2 separate regions of the Mus musculus genome follow, and region 2 is linked to region 1. Evidence: chromatin loops called from intact Hi-C (ENCODE). Cell type or tissue: gastrocnemius. All regions are shown on one strand.

The links. Hi-C counts contacts between places; a loop is a spot of excess contacts. Peaks named below come from ENCODE experiments on the same cell type or tissue, not always from the same donor. Only the 100,000 strongest peaks of a DNase experiment are listed, where the experiment ranks them.
Region 2: a loop joins it to region 1, with 8 times the contacts of the local background. A loop is called at or near these places in 6 of 42 quality-filtered maps.

The regions. Positions count from the first base shown.
Region 1 is chr10:84,832,190-84,840,189 of GRCm38, reverse strand. It overlaps Rfx4 (regulatory factor X, 4 (influences HLA class II expression)), which reads right to left. Exons shown (of 18, transcript NM_001024918.1): 5 at 4,836-4,897; 6 at 1-173. The region is part of intron 2 of Gm40728 (a long non-coding RNA gene); the gene reads left to right. Among named protein-coding and RNA genes, the nearest start is that of Gm40728, 27 kb to the left of the region's middle. In gastrocnemius, a CTCF peak has its summit at 3,857 (motif pointing left); a DNase peak (open chromatin) is centred at 3,825; H3K27ac peaks cover 183 bases.
Region 2 is chr10:84,637,912-84,645,911 of GRCm38, reverse strand. It overlaps Polr3b (polymerase (RNA) III (DNA directed) polypeptide B), which reads right to left. Exons shown (of 28, transcript NM_027423.2): 8 at 7,740-7,857; 9 at 6,062-6,170. Among named protein-coding and RNA genes, the nearest start is that of Gm17249, 19 kb to the right of the region's middle. In gastrocnemius, a CTCF peak has its summit at 4,137 (motif pointing left); no DNase peak of the experiment used is centred here.

The DNA.
Region 1 (8,000 bases):
CGTTTGGAAAGTCTGGCAGCAATGTCCCAAGCTTGGACCGGGGAGAATATGCCACCGTCTGCTTGGTGACTTCTCTCTTGCCCGTCTCGCTCACCCAGGCAGCTCCTTTCTTTGAGTACATCACATCATAATACTGGGAGCTCTCCTTCACCGCTATGCCATAGTAATGGTACCTGGGCCACCGGGAAAGAGACAGACGGGCCCACATGGGTCATTTTTAGATGGAGGTTTTTTGGGTTGGAGGATGTTGTCCAAAGCCAAGCATGTCTGGACACATCCAAACCTGGGGCTAAAAGAGTTAACGCTTCTCTGAGGCTTGACATCTCTGAAATCTACAATTAAGCCAAAGTTCCATGTTGCCAGCCATCAATCAGACAGGTAAAAATAACTAAAATTGCCTCCTACAGAAAATGTTAAGTCAAATACTTTGCAAAGCAAAGGAGGGATGAGAAATGTTCCATTTATACCTGATCTCGAATGTCTACCAAATACCTTCCCAAAGATGCCTAACATTTGAGTGTCCATCTTTGTGGGGACCCAGGCACAGAATGTGTTCATACATCAAGAATAAAACTTTACCTGGCCATGATTATCTTCTTCAGTAAAGGCTAGCCTCAAAGAGCTATGATTTTAATTTTTTTCTTGTATTATTATAAATTTGGAGACGAGGTTTGACTGTGTAACCCTGACTGGCCTGGAAATGGCTATTTAGACCATTCTGGCCTCAAACTCCCAGACCCTCATTTCAGAGATTCTGCACCCCCACCCCCACCACCAAGTGCTACGATCAAAGGTGTGTGCCACCCAGCAAAAGCTTTAATTTTAAAGAGATTCATCCAGTACCTCACTTGACCCTGAATGCCAAAGACCAGAACTTTGCATTAACTCACAATGGGCATAATACTCAGACACAACTTCCATTTACACCTGAAGAGGGACAGGAGGAAGCTGTGTCTGCTGGAGGTGGAGGCGGGGTGGTGCTTTGTACTTCAGCTAACTATCTACTGAATACTTAAGCTCCGAGCACTTTGCAAAGTACTTTATTCACACTAACTTGAAAATGAGCTTATAAATTAAGGACTGCTGTGGTCACTCCTAAAGGTGAGAAAATGGAAAAGGTGGCAAAAAAAAAAAAAAAAAAAAAAAAAAAAAAATCAAGCAATTTGCTCACGAGCATGGATCAGTTTCAGGCAAGGATAGGTTGTGAACCAGTAGTCTGTTTGCCTACACAGCCACTGTGCAGCGCTAACAGTAAACAGCGTGTGTGCATCAACTTTTGGAGTTTAATAATAAACGTGCAGGTTCCTAGGCCCCATCCCCCACACTGATTCAAAGTCTGAGAATGAGGTCCATGAGTCAGCCTTGAACAACATAAGCCACCACGGAGTGAGGCTCTCCAGCTTCAGGTCCATGGCATGAAGGACTCGACACACAGAATCTTCTCTCACAAAAATCCCCATGAGGCTAGAAGTAAACTCCCGCTTCACAGCTTACAAACAAGGGAACTAAGCTCTAGAGAATTTAAGTGATGCATCCTAGATCACCCAGTGAGAAGGCCCCAGAGGCAGGATCTGAACTTCTAACTCGGGCTTTGTGCCTCTAAATCAGCCAGTGATTCCCAAGCTTTATTAACAGTCAGAATCACCCACAGTGCACACGGCAGCATCCTGACCCCCAAGATTCCGATTTCGTGAATCTAGGGTGGGGTTTCACGGTACAGTGGTAATGCTACTGTAGTCACGAGCCCTCGTTTTCAGAAACACCAAATAACATCTCAGCTACTTTTCTCTATCCACAGATACACGGTGATGGGAATGGGGAAGCATTTTGATTTGGGGGAAAGTTGTTTACGGGGAGGGAGAGATGGGTGCGTGTAACCTTCCCTTTCACAGCCCCCTTCCTGCTGGTACCATTCTGTGAAATTTCTGCCCAGTGGGCAGCTTGCCTCCATCTTCATGCCTCCTGGGATGAAGAACTCAGGCCCTCCGAAGGCAGCCCAGTTCATTTTCAGCCGATGTAGTTACCAGAAAGTTCTTTGTGTTGAGCTAATATCTACCGTCTGGGCCTTCTACTTCTCAACTGTCACATAACTGCCTTTCCGTCTGTGGGCAATCTGTGGGGGAGGGGCTGGTTCCAGGGACTCCAGAGGTACCTTGTGGTGGAAAGACAGTTATATAGCATACCCCCTTAGCTTTAAAATGTTTCTTATAACTTAAGGTCAAGACAGCCATATCTTAATATGACATTATGAGATAGTTACATTATCATAAGATAGAACCATTTATTTCCTGGTTAATCTATGCATGTAGCATAGATCTTCAATTACAGGAAAGCTACACTATTCTGGTCTGGTCCCGTCTTGGTTTTGCTACTTAGGTTCTGAAGGGAGAGTCAGCACTCCTTGCTAGACATACCTATGTCTCATCTATAGGAGTGGACTTGCTGAGGGATGTTGACAGGCCACGCTGCAGCCTGGAGACTCAGTTTGCAGCTTGAAACATCCCATTGCCTTTAGATTGGCTGGGCATGGGGGGTCCTCGTGGAGACAGTAGAATATGGCTGTGTGTAGAACTTTAAAAATGGATGATGCCTAATTTGCCACCATGTAGGTGAAAGAAAAAGAGGAACAGAAACCAGGCTTTCCTCAGAGGGGACTGTTCTCCAAGTGCATGCTCCTTCTATTTCTACCCTTTCTGGTTCTCCACATTTACCAACTCTTTCTACCATTCCTATTCTCCTTAGAAATCAGAAACTGCATATTGGAGCCAGTGGTTTTCCAAAGACCACAGGCTAGACAAACATTTCCATACTTTCCTATTTATCCAGCATCTTTGTATTCATCTTCTTCCCCACCTTGACAAGGTCTTGCTATGTAACTCAGGTGGCTGGCTTTTAAACATGTGGCCTCACACTCCTGCCTCAGACTCCAAAATCCTGGGAAGACTGAAAGATGTCACCTGGAGTAGCTTAAATCTGGTTCGACCGAGATTTTGAATTATCCACTTTTGATCACCAGCAAACAATTAAAAAAAAAAAAGATTGAAAATGTAAACGAGGAAAATACCTAATAATAATAAAAAAAAAGAAAAAAAAAGATTTTTGCACTCTATTCTTACAACCTTGCTTTTAAACAAAACACCAGACTTTTTCTTTATAAATGAAGTAGTTTGTTCTTCAGTGTAGTCACCCTGGGAAAGAAATCACTGAGAAATTATCTCAAGATGTCCTTTGTTCAAAAATTTTCTGGACAGTCCTTTGGAATTTCTCTCAAGAGCTTCTGATAAACACACACACACACACACACAGAGAGAGAGAGAGAGAGAGAGAGAGAGAGAGAGAGAGAGATACACATATAGACACAGATAGACATATGCAGAGACATAGACACAAATAAAAATAGATACACACACACACATATGCATAGACACCTATACACAAATATATAGACACACAGGCACATATACACATAGACACAGACATACAAACACATAGACACACACACAGATATATACACATAGATTCAGACACACACACAGTCTTATTTTCAGAGTTTACCAATAACAGGGTTTTCCCAACTTTGATCATCTGTTTTCTTCCCTTCCCTTCCACAACAAAAACCCAAGTTCTACTGCTCAGTGGCTCTGTCTCTGGGGTAATAGTGTGTGGGTGTGCTTCCAACCCTCCCCCTCCACAACGCTGAACCCCTAACCCCCTCTGTCCAGACATGACTTCTGCAACCTATGTGGAGATGTGATGTTCCTTCCTTTTGAAGAGGTTTTCGGGTTTGCTGGCTCACTGTGCTGCCTTCTCACTTACAGTTGTCAAAGGTCTAGAATGCCGCATAAGAAGAAGGCACCCTCTAGTGGAGTCAAGGTGCACATTAGCATGATAAAGGTTCTTAGAAGTCTCCCAGGAAAGGGAGCTGTTGAACTGGGTTGGCCACACTTGTGTGGCCACCTCTCTTCCAAGTGACACTTCCTGACCCCTGAAAGTTTCTAAACTATCCTGAGAGGCAACTGCTGTGTATCTTTGATGGAGTAGGACGGGCTGAGCCCCCCTTTCTGATACACACCTGGGAGACAGGAATTCTCGGGGGGGGGGGGGGGGGGGGGACGACTTCACTTCCTCTGCTCTTTACCATCATCTCCTCCAAAAGATCTTCCCCGTGCCTCTCCCTCCCCTTTTCTTACTCTCTGCTATGATGTGAAACATTGAGTCTTCTTTTCATGTCTGTCTTACATATCAGAACGTCCCTGGCAAGCCAGGCGTGATGGTTCAGGACTATGATCTCATGCGAGAGGTCCAGACAAGAGGATTGTGGTGAGCTTGAGCTTGCAGAGCAGGACCTCTGTCTCCTCAAGTGTTGGCTGGCTGGAAGGAACCACAGAGCCAGAGGGGGAGGAAACACGTGCCCATCCCCCCACGTTGTTGGAGCTGGTCTGTGCCTGTGGCCCACTGTATGCTCTCAGAGCAGAGGTTACTTCAACACTCCAAGCAACCTGGAAATGGTCTGAGAGATCACAGGGCTCCTTGGAAATATGTAAAGATTGCTTTACAGAGGACAACCGAGGACAAGGAGGCACAGAGTCAGATGGCATCGAGCAGCTGGGCCAAAGGTTTTTGGATGGCCAGGCTCTCTCCCTCTCTCTCCTCTCCCTCTCAAGGGTGCTGAGAGAGAAGCTGGCTGTCATAGACCTCCTCCACAGTCCCCCACTCTAGGCACAGACCTCCCCACGGGCCTGCAGACCATGCTCCTGAGGAGCATCCTGGGGTCTGGCCTCGAGGTCCAGAGACAGATGCTGTGAATGAAGGCATTGTGGCTGTTCCGTGCTTACTTTGACTGTCCTCGGGTCCCGAGTCTTCTGGTGGTTAGCTGAGGAAACTGCTGCCTTATGATCTGTAAGGGCGACACAAGAACCCATCAGGAGCAGTGGTGTACCAGGACTGAAAGGGGAAGCAAGCCGGTGCCGGTGCAAAGACTGGCTAGGAGTCTTTGGGAACACAATGGCACAGACTCCTGGTGTTGGGGTGGGGGAGGGGGCAGGTGGACAGTACATTGGCAGTTGTGGGGCTCAGACCCTGAGGGGCTCAGTGGGAAATCTCACCGGGCTACCATGCTTTATCTCCTCTTATTCACAACACAGGAAATCCCAGGAAGCTCTAAAATAGACCATTCTCCCTTGAGACCGCCATCACACTTGGAGCCAAACCCACCTTCAGTCCTGTAACTAGGCCTTGTGTACCATCCCGATTTTGTCCCTATGAGTTGGCCTCTTTCCACCCCCACATCTCACTACAGGAAGTTCACCCACATCTCACAGACTTGCTTCCATCTCTGCAGATGACATTTGGGGCTTCTGAACAAGATGCCCCTGCTCAGAGACCTCCTGGGACCAACCAGTGTCCAGTAGCAACAGTTGTCTCTTGCGTCTCCAGGTTCTACTGGAAGGCTTCTGTCTGAGTGCAGCCAGAGCGCTTCCTCACTGAGTACCAATTGCCTCTCTTGCTACTTGAATATAGCGTGTGTGAGAGCAAAGACCCTGCTTGCTCAGAGTTGGGACTTGGGAAAGCTTGGTCTTGCTGTGGACTGAAAAGATAAGGTTCTGATCCCTGTCCAGAGGAGACTATCATAATTACTGTGGCTTGGACAACCATGCTCCTGAAAGAAGTCCAGAGAGGAGGCCGTCTGCCAAAGTAGGGATGCACCAGCAGGCCTCCTTCGTTGGTGTTTACTGAGATGGTGTTTTTGGTGAGGTGATATAATGAAACGTTTATGCGGTGGCACTGGGGAGACAAGGGGACCTGGATTACATCTTGGCTCTGCCACTTGTGAGGTGGATGCATTTGCATTCACAAGGCACACCCCTATTTACAAAATGGGAATGAGGGGCTGGAGAGATGGCTCAACTATTAAAAGAATGTCCTGTCCTTTGCAGAAGGACCTGAGTTTGATTCCCATGTCTGGCAGTCCACAGTTCCAAGGAGCCCAACACCCCCTTCTGGCCTCTGCAAGGACTTGCACTCATGTGCACATACCCACCCACAGACGCCCACACATACTCATCCTTAAAAATAAAAAACTTTAAAATAGAAATGATAATAACCTCTACCTTAAAGAATCCTTGTGAAATGTGTGCATGCAGATGTGTGTATGTGTGTGTGTGTGTGTGTGTGTGTGTGTGTGTGTGTGTACAGAGCCCAGTGCTTAGTAAATGCTCAATACGTGAGTTTCAGAACCTCCCAATGGCTTTGGCTTGTTTCATTCCTCAGACGCGTTTGATTTTAAGCTGGCTCAGAATCCCCCAGGCATTCTTCCCTTCTGGCTAATTGCTCTGCAGACATCCATGGTCAGAGAGATGAAGCTGCACAGTGTCCTGCCAGAAGAGATGCTATGCCTGTATCCCCACTGGTCAGGTGCGAACCTCAGGAGCTTTCTTTAGAGATAAGGCTCTTTTCATTACATTGGTGATGGTTTTTACCCACACCAATGCTTTGGCTGACTTAACTCCTCTGTGCAATAAACAGGCACCAGGAGCCTGTTAATTCTTGGATTCGACATACTCAGTCTTCATGTGCCTTGGTTTCCTTCTGTGATGTCTGAGGACTTGGGAAGTCAAGTAGTCTGTCCTTAATCAGAGGGACAGCTGATATTGCCATGAACTAAACTCGCATTAGTTAAGTGGGATGGAAAGAGGTGAATAGATAACAAGACACTGAGATCTTTGAGTGGGTGTGAAGACTGCCCACTTTGGCACATTTAGGGAGCTGAGTAACTTCAAGGTGGAAAATAGACAGACAGCCTTGCCTTATCTCAGTGGTGGCCAGGGGGAGGGAAGAGATAGCTCATGGGATGCTCAGAGAATCTGCACAAATATCGTAAGCCCACTTTGGGAGGGAAATGAGACAAAATCAGCTTTATTTCATGGGCTTGCCAGGGCGGCTTACTTGGAAAAGTGCTTGCAATTGTATATGAAGACCTGAGTTCAGATTCAACATGAATGTAAAATGTGTTACACCCAAGTGCCTATAATCCGAGTGTTAGGGACATAGAGATAGAAGAATTGGGGGGGGGGGCATGCTAGTCCACCAACCTAGCCTAGTTGGAGAGCCCTCAATCCCAGAGGAAGACCCTATATCTCAAAAGCTAAGGTAGAGAGTGGTAGAGAGGATACTTGGCGTGGATCCCTGTCCTACACACACATACAGACACACACACACACACACACACACACACACAGAAAAAGTGATAATTAAAAATGATTGAACTATATAAGGTGCCGCTCCTGTAGTTACTCCTCTGTGTCCCCTCTGGGATTGTCATGCCCTGTGTAAAATGCAGTATTGTCATGCCTGTGTCAGAGATCCTGGTCTTGAAACCCCTTGCCCTGTTATGCCTATATTACAGGTTAATGGCCTTACCGCCTCACATTTGTGTCTGCCTGTGATCTGGCCCCTCCAGAGGCTCATCACATGACCAGCTACAGAGCAAGGACATTAAGGATGCAGAAGAGGGATGAAAGAACCATAAATATGGAGTTGAGACTCCGTGCTGGTTGGAAGAGAGTCATGATCTGTGTTCTGAGTTTCCTAACCATGCAAGCAGACAAGATAGCAATAGTGGCACAGGAGTCCCAGCCCCCATTGGGAAAACCAGAGCTGCTCTTGTGGTTAGCCCTGGGAAATTTCTCCCATGGAAACAGGTACAGTGATGGGCCTGCTAATATTAACCGATACTATGACAGTGAAAACACTTGGTGCTGTCAAAAGGGGTAGTAAAAAGCCAGTAAGATGGTTCAGTGACTGGGGAAACGGGCTTGCCATCAGGGCTAATGACCTCACTTCAATCTCCAGGACCCACACTGTGGAAGATGCAAGTTGTCCTCTGACCTCCTCGTGAGCTATGGCACGCGTATGTGCACACATGTCCATGCTCATGGGCATTTATGCTAAACAAATATAATAAAAGTTTTAAGTCTGTAGTACAACTAGAATCCTCAGAT
Region 2 (8,000 bases), 190 kb after region 1:
ACTGTCCTATAACTACTGAGAGGGTGGCCATCTATCTGGAAGGCGTGACTCCTTAGTCTCCCTGAGGCCGTGCCAACTCTAACACCATCATGTACTTTCTTCTATCACAGGTACAGAGGCAGCAGCGATGGCACTCTTCTAGCTCAAAGTTCTATGATCACACATTTAACCTTGAAAATTCTGAAGACCTGGGGGATGATGCTAACTAAGCTGATATGTCCCTTTTATACCAACTGAGGGGAGTTTGAAAATGTCCCCACGGCCCCTAGCACCAACTCCTCTGATCACAGAGTTCATTTGGTGACTCCCCTCTGTGGGAAGAAGTGACTCAGCTTTGGAAGCCTGGTTTTACAGGCTCTGTCGTTTCCTGCTTGTTCCTGCTGTCAAATCATGAGGGTACACATGAAGAATGTGAGAAGGTTCAGAGGTTAGGAAAAACAACAAAAAACAAAATAAAAAAAAACCCTTCTTCCCATCTTGGCTGTGGCCACTGCCCTGCTCTAACTCAGCAAGAGGACAACAGTTAGACAGACAGACCGATAGCAGAAAGACAGTGTGCCAGAGCCACCCAGCCAAGTAACCCCCACATTGCTGCCCAACAAAACAAGGATGTGCTTTGTAGTTATTTCTGAGTTGGCATCTCCCCTCCTAAAACAAAGAGAGAGGCTGACAAAACTCAGGAAATTGAAGAAACTTCAGGGACTCAGGAAGCTGATGAAGCTTACAAGACTCAGAAAATTGTAGAACATGGCCAGGCGTGTGGTGGCGCATGCCTCTAATCTCAGCACTCAAGTGGCAGAGGCAGGCAGATCTCCTGGATTCCAGGCTGGCATGATCTACACACTGAGTTGTAGATGAGCCAGGGCCAAATAGTAAGACTTTGTCTCGAAAAAAAGCAAAACAAAATGTAAAAACTCAGGAGGTCCTTCTCCACTTACATAAGTCTGAACAAACTGTTGGGGGAGCTCTAAGAACGCAGCTCTTGTGAGCTCTCACCTAGACTGGCACAGCTCTTTTGGCTCTGCAGCCGCCTTGAGTCAGGCATGCTCCTGTAAGGAGCCCCAAGAAACTCGCAAGTTTAGCAAGCTAAACTAAGATGGAACCGTCTCGATGGCCAGATGTTACCCATCTGAGGTTTGTCCATGCTTGTCCACGTCTCCCCAGGGAAAGCCACACAACAGGGTGGCAACTCAGACACAGCTCAGAGAGCGAATGTAAAAGCAGCAGAAATTAAATCCCCTAGTTGAACCTGATTTTATTTGAGACAAACTAGGCGTGGACTCCTAATGCTCCTGCCTCAGCTTCCCGAGTGCTAGGATTATAAGCATGCACTCCCACAAGTGGCTTCACACTTTCCCTTTACAAATAAATTCTGAAGACTCAGATCCCATTTTTATTAATTTCTATAGTCCTTCTATCTCTAACGTGATAAGAAGCATTTATTCAAGTAGCTTATAACAATAAATGTCATTATGTTAAAAACATACACATTCATTAAAGCAGCCTTTTATGATTAATCGGTTAGCAGCTCAAAAAGTGACCAGTTTTAACTTTTTAAACAAAGGAAAAAAAAACAGGCATGCTAACATATGAACCATTAAATAAGTCCACTGGGCTTATATTAGAAGTTTTTACTTCAGTAGCCTCTAAATACAAAGAGATTACAAACTTGATTGCCTACTTTGGTGTTTAACAGGAACAAATTTAATAAAAACAAATCATTTCTCGATCATCATTTAGTTGGCCACTTAAGGTGTCCTGGTGTGGAATGTAAGTGGCAGTTTTTAAATTGTTTATCACTTTGGAGTGGTTTAAAATATATCTAATCAGAATACTTGGGCCTCCACACATGCCTAAGCTGGGAAAGAAACCAGGCCAAGCAATGGTGAACGAGACCATAAGCAGAAAGCATGCGCACCGCCAAAGCTTTCCAGCCAAAGCCTGAGCTCGTCCTATCAAGTCACTGAATCTCGGAGCCCTATCTCAGCAAGGATCACCAAAGGAGCTCCAGCAAAAAGACTGTTTAGCCTTCAGCAGCCATGGCTACAAACAGATGATCGCGTCGCCATGGAAACAAACAAAATGCCCACCCATTTTGCTTTACAGACATAATTTAGGCACCTGAAAAGTAGCATTCCGTGGAACTCTTTGTACTCCTGAAACCTCATCATTCCCACTAATAAATAAGTCAGGAGAAAATGCTGTACAATAATAACCTTAGGGAAAAATGGCCGAGATAATGTTTGTCTGAAAGTCACCAATGGTCACATGGTCAGTTAGAAAGTGGCATGATGGGCTGGTGAGATGGCTCAACAGGTAAGAGCACCAGACTGCTCTTCCAAAGGTCCTGAGTTCAAATCCCAGCAACCACATGGTGGCTCACAACCTTCCGTAATGAGATCTGACTCCCTCTTCTGGTGTGTCTGAAGACAGCTATAGTGTACTTACATATAATAAATAAATAAATCTTAAAAAAAAAAGTAGCATGAAACTGTTCTCAAACATAGACAAAGTATAACTTTTAAAGGTAGGAAAAAGAAAACACTAGTGAGCATGGGAGAATGACTTGAACCTATGGAGAGACACTGATATACACTGTGTAAGGATTCTGATGAAGGCGACTAAGAAATACAGCCAAGCTCTGGTTTTCTGTAAAGTAGCTGAAATTATTTATTGCTAGCAGCAGTCCTGGTAGATAAGGGAACATCGATGACTCCTTTAAATCTGCAGTTGTTTCTCTTTAAAGACAAAAAGCACCCATAGAAGTTGGTATCCTAGAAACAAAGCCTCGCTCCCAAGATCCTTTGGGGCTACAGATGCCACTGCAGTGCCAGTGCTGAAAGCTTGTGACATAAAATGGGAAAGGGGAAGATTCACGGGCAGGAGAACCTAGGCGGTGATTCAGACCCATAAATACGGCTGCTCCAGGCCTCACAAGCCCAAATGGTCAGACTCAGACTCACCAGGGCATCGGGAAACCCTGCCACTTTTGCTGCTTTTAGCCAATTGTTGGTTACAATCGTGTCCTAATGACTGTCAACGGCTGGGTTAGGGCCACACCACACACAAGGGGAAACGACGTGCTTCTCCTAGAGCCCCAGTTTATTTTCCTCAGCTCTGACAAAAGTGGGTAAGGAAGGCTGAGCAAAGAGAAAAGCCTTCTATCCTGGGAACACGTGATTTCATTTGGGCTTCAGAGGTGAGTTTTCTCTTGAAAGATGAGTTACTCAGGACTCAGAGAGGTAGAGAATTCTGCCCAAGATCACATAGCTACTAAGTGGAGAAGCAGAGATTTAGGCTACTCTGTGTGTCTGTAAACTCTCCAGGACCCTGCGCTGCCACCCAGGGAGAGATGTGAGAGGTGATAAAAACACAAGTTTTCAGCAGTGGACTGAACACTCCTGAAGGGGAGACCCAGAGTGACAACTGTATGCGATCAAAAGAAAAGGGGGTTAAATGCTTATCTTAAACGTTAGACACTGCTTGTCCTATCAATTAATAAACACATTTTTGGAAAGTACATTAATAATGACCACATTTCAAAGTCTCAGCATGTGTCTAAGACTGAAAACACCTGAGTTGAAAAAAAAAAAAGAAAAATATACCTAAAATCCTACTTTAGGAAACTGAAAAATAAATTACACACATAAAAATCCCTAACGATGAAGGTGCAGACAGAAGCCATCGTCTACTGTAAGTAAAATACAAATAAGTTGTTACGTTCATTACAAGTCACAAGAAAAAGAGCTGTATAACAGAAACAAGCTTCACCCTTTAGAGCGTCTCTTCATTTTTCAACTGGCTACATCATAAAAACGACAAACTGTTAACTCATAGCCTTTCTTTTTTTTTTAGATAGAATTTAAGTCAGCTATATCTGTTTATATTTTCAACATAAATATTAAACAAATCTGTAACAGGAGAAATTGTTTTATTAAACTTTGGTCATGTAGATAAAAAAAGGAATGTTAAAAGCTTTCCAGATTTTTAATCCATGTATGCATCTCATTACACATGGTAAAAAGATCATATACTTTCTGTGTAATTAACACTCTTAGTCTAAAAACAGAAATGCTATTCACATTCAAAAACTTTGGGGGAAAAAAAAAGTCCCATGGATACATGGAGACATACTGCCCTCTGCTGAAGATATAATTCGAAGCTGGCAAATAACATTTCTCCATCATTGTGTATGTACATGAGACACTTTGGGAGCTGTAGGATTCCTCTAAGAAAAGCCATCACACAGACTTGTTATATTATAATACACACACACACACACACACACACACACACACACACACAAACACACACACAATTCCTTCTGTGCGTGAACATCCAAACTTCAAAGAAAGGAAGACAGCAGACATGTGTGAGACTCTCTGGACTACTGATGAAATGGTCCTCTGACTATCACTGTCACCTGGTAAAGAAAATTAATGACTCAATCCTTTCTAAAACTCAGAAGCATATTAAGCTAAACATAAAAAATATCCCACAGAATCACTTTCATATGACTGCATCTCAAATACAGTTATTTCTCAAGTTAAAGAACCTGTCTAGTCAGCATCCAGTCCATACCTGAGAATGACCAAGGGCAGAGCCCATCGGAAACTACAAACCAGACTTGAAGTCGGATTCCCTGACTCTCATGCTCTCTGGGAACATCTTTCTTTAGTAGAGGCTCAGTCTCTTGTTACCCCAAATGATTTTCCGTTTTAACCAGCTTACTGCCACTGCTGGAGATTTCTGCCTGCTGATAGAAGGGATTTCTACTATAAAGCAACTATGGCTCAGGAATGCTAAGTCCTAAAGTGAACCGGAAGGGCGGCCACCGAGCAGTGCTAGTGTCTAGGATCATTTGGCATGCTGTGCTGAGCCTCCTGAGACCATCTGGGCTCTTGATCAGCCAAGCTAGTCATCAAGCTCCACGCTATACACATGTACACCTCACACATGGTAAGTGGCCACAGGAGCTCTCCGAGAACAGCATCAATTCAGCATTTCTACAGGAAACTGCTTTTCAGGTTCTAAGCCAACACTTCGAACAAACTTTTAAGCATCTAGTTGTATAGTAAAGATACCAGTTTATTTAGAGACAAGAGAATCTAGAAGTCTATAAGAATGAACAGATCTAGAATGTCCTGGATAGAGCCTACAGATGTCCCTGTGACATGTCAGGGCACGTTTGTAACATCAAGGGCTCTCATGGCCATGCACAGTCTGTCCCGACACACAACTTGATGGGACTTAGAAGCTACCCGGAGACAGGCTTCTGGACATGCTGGGGGACCGTCTTGATTAGACTACTGAGGTGGCAAGACACAGCCACTCTAGGTGATGTCATTCCCTGGGCTGTGATCTCAGACTTCATGAAAAGGAGGAAGTGAACTGAGCAAACACATCTATCCTTCTGTTCCCTGACCATGGATGCAATGTGACCAGCTGCTTCAGGCTTCTGCCATTTTAATTTTCCTGCCATGATTAACTGTGAACCAAAATAAACCCTTTCTTCCTTCTTTTACTTTTGTCAGAGTCACGTTTGCATGTACAACGATCAGGCACATCCAAGATGTGAGTTACAAAGCCAAAAAAGAGCTAAGTGTAAAATAATGTGCACTGCATGCATCAACAAAACAGATCTATTTCTATTCATGAATATGCAAACTAGCTCCTGAAAGACTCATGGGAGACAGTAATAGGGTGGTGTTTGGTAGCACTGTCTGGTTAGGGAGAGGGTAGAGAAAGGCTTACTCATCACTACCTACCAAAATGCTAATTATGTATGAAAGAACACTAGGTCTGGTGAGATAGCTGGGCGGGTAAAGGTGCTACTGTCAGGCCTGATGAGTTCATCTGGAATCCACATGGTGGAAGAACTGACTTCTACAGATTGCCCTGTGGCCTCCACACATACACTGTGCACATTCACACATACATACATGTCAACACTTACATGAAGGCACAAAAAATAGATAAAATGTGATAAACATTTTGATTAATATAGAAACCAAACCAGAGGAATTCTGTGTAGTTTTCAGTAAGAGAGCTGCAGCTTTACCTTAAATATGATGACAATGGGGATATCTTCAGACAGGGTGTTGTGCCTCAGATAGAATCGACCCTGTTTCACGGCCATGTTGGTTCTGCTTTTCTTCTCATGGGTGGAGCTGTAAGTAAACAGACACGAGTTAAGCTGCACCCCTCCCCAGGAACTTCAACAGCAATGCTAGTTATCTAGTCAGGCACAGCTGCTCAGCAAATAAAACTGTCTCTAATTCATTAGCTCTAAAGATACACTCCCTCCTCCCTCCCTCCCTCCCTCCCTCCCTCCCTCCCTCCCTCCCTCCCTCCCTTCCTTCCTTTTCTTCTGGGAACACTTAAAAACACTACAACTATTTCATGTCATTTTCAAGATTATGGTGGGAATTTTGTGGATGGATGAGAAGGTTTCCTCCTTTGACCTAATTCGCCTTCCTTTGCCCTGTGTGCCTGGTTCGCTGGCTGGCCTTGAACTCCTGCTCCTCCTCCTGCCTCCTCAGAGCCAGTGCTAGGACTACAGCCACGTGCCTCTGTCCGGCTTGGAACACAACTCACAGTTATTCCACCTGAGTTACTGAGATTCATGATTACTTATTTTCAATCTCAAAATGGCCCAGGCCACTTTCTAAGAAGAAAATTTTAAAATTAGTAATCGAGAAAAGTTAACCACAGTACTGGCACAGAATGAAAGGTAAAGTTACCCTAATTTAGCTCGTTCTATAGGCGTCTCTGTTCTGAGATTCCTAACAGACTAGAAAGCACTCCAAAAGCTCTATTCAACCACAACAGTGGCAGATATTAACTGCCCACTCCACTGTTGCCATGTGACACACATGACAACACCTACTGAGGGCCCCTCTAAATCATGGGCGATGAAATCTAGAAGTTACATGACTACCTACTCCAGAGTCTCAGAGGCAGACAGATCTGTGAGTCTGAGGTCAGCCTGGTCTAAAAGCAAGTTCCAGGATAGTCAAGGCTGTTATATAGTGAAACCCTGTCCTGAAAAATCAGAACAAACAAACAAACAAAACCATGATGTACCAAAGAAAATGACTGGTTTCTACTAAGTCTTTGATTAAAGGCCATCATTGCTAACTGCCTCTCCACTAGAAAGAAACCTGTGGAACTCTGTGTTAACAGGTTCATCTCAGGCCACCACAAGATTAACTACTGCATGCCATGTCTCACCTATGCTATAATTTCCCGTCCTCACAGTCCTCAGGTTTCAAATCACATGAGAATAGAAGTTGTAAGAGCCCTACAGGCTGCCACTGCTTAGATTATGGGCACACTGGGAAAAAAGCCAGGCTGGGCAGCTAACACGGTACACCAACAAGTCCACGGTACAGCTCATTCAATATTATACATGGAACAGTCAGTCCTTGCTTACAAAAACCTGAAAACGAGTATGAAAACTCTGAAAAGTGCCTTGTTTGTCTTTTTCCTTGAAGTTTCTTTACTGCTATAACTTAATAAAGAACACAACTTAAATTAACTAGTGCCCTTCCAAACGCTGTTGCACATTTCCCTTGCTGAAATCTTAAAACCAATACTGTGTTTATAGACGCATCCACAATGAATTGTACACACACTGCCTGCTATGGAGAGAAATACCACCCTCTTCACATGAGATGGCAACCACCCACTATGCTAAAATGATGAGTATTTGGAAAAACCCCACCTGTTTCCCATACCTGGTAACTGAGGCTCCAACGGCTCCTTTCCTGTCGGCCTCCACAATGATCCTGTTCTTGGACAGCTGCTCTTGGATAAGAATGACTTTTTCCACTCCTTTAACAATGAAGTAGCCACCTGCCCAAGGGAAACAAGAAAAGCTCACCACCTCTTCCATACCCAATGCAAGTAGGTGAGGGCCAGGAGCGCCTGAGGGCCAGAGTACCAGTACAGATTGGCCCTGAACTGGCCCTCCCACCTCCCAAATCCTCAGACTACAG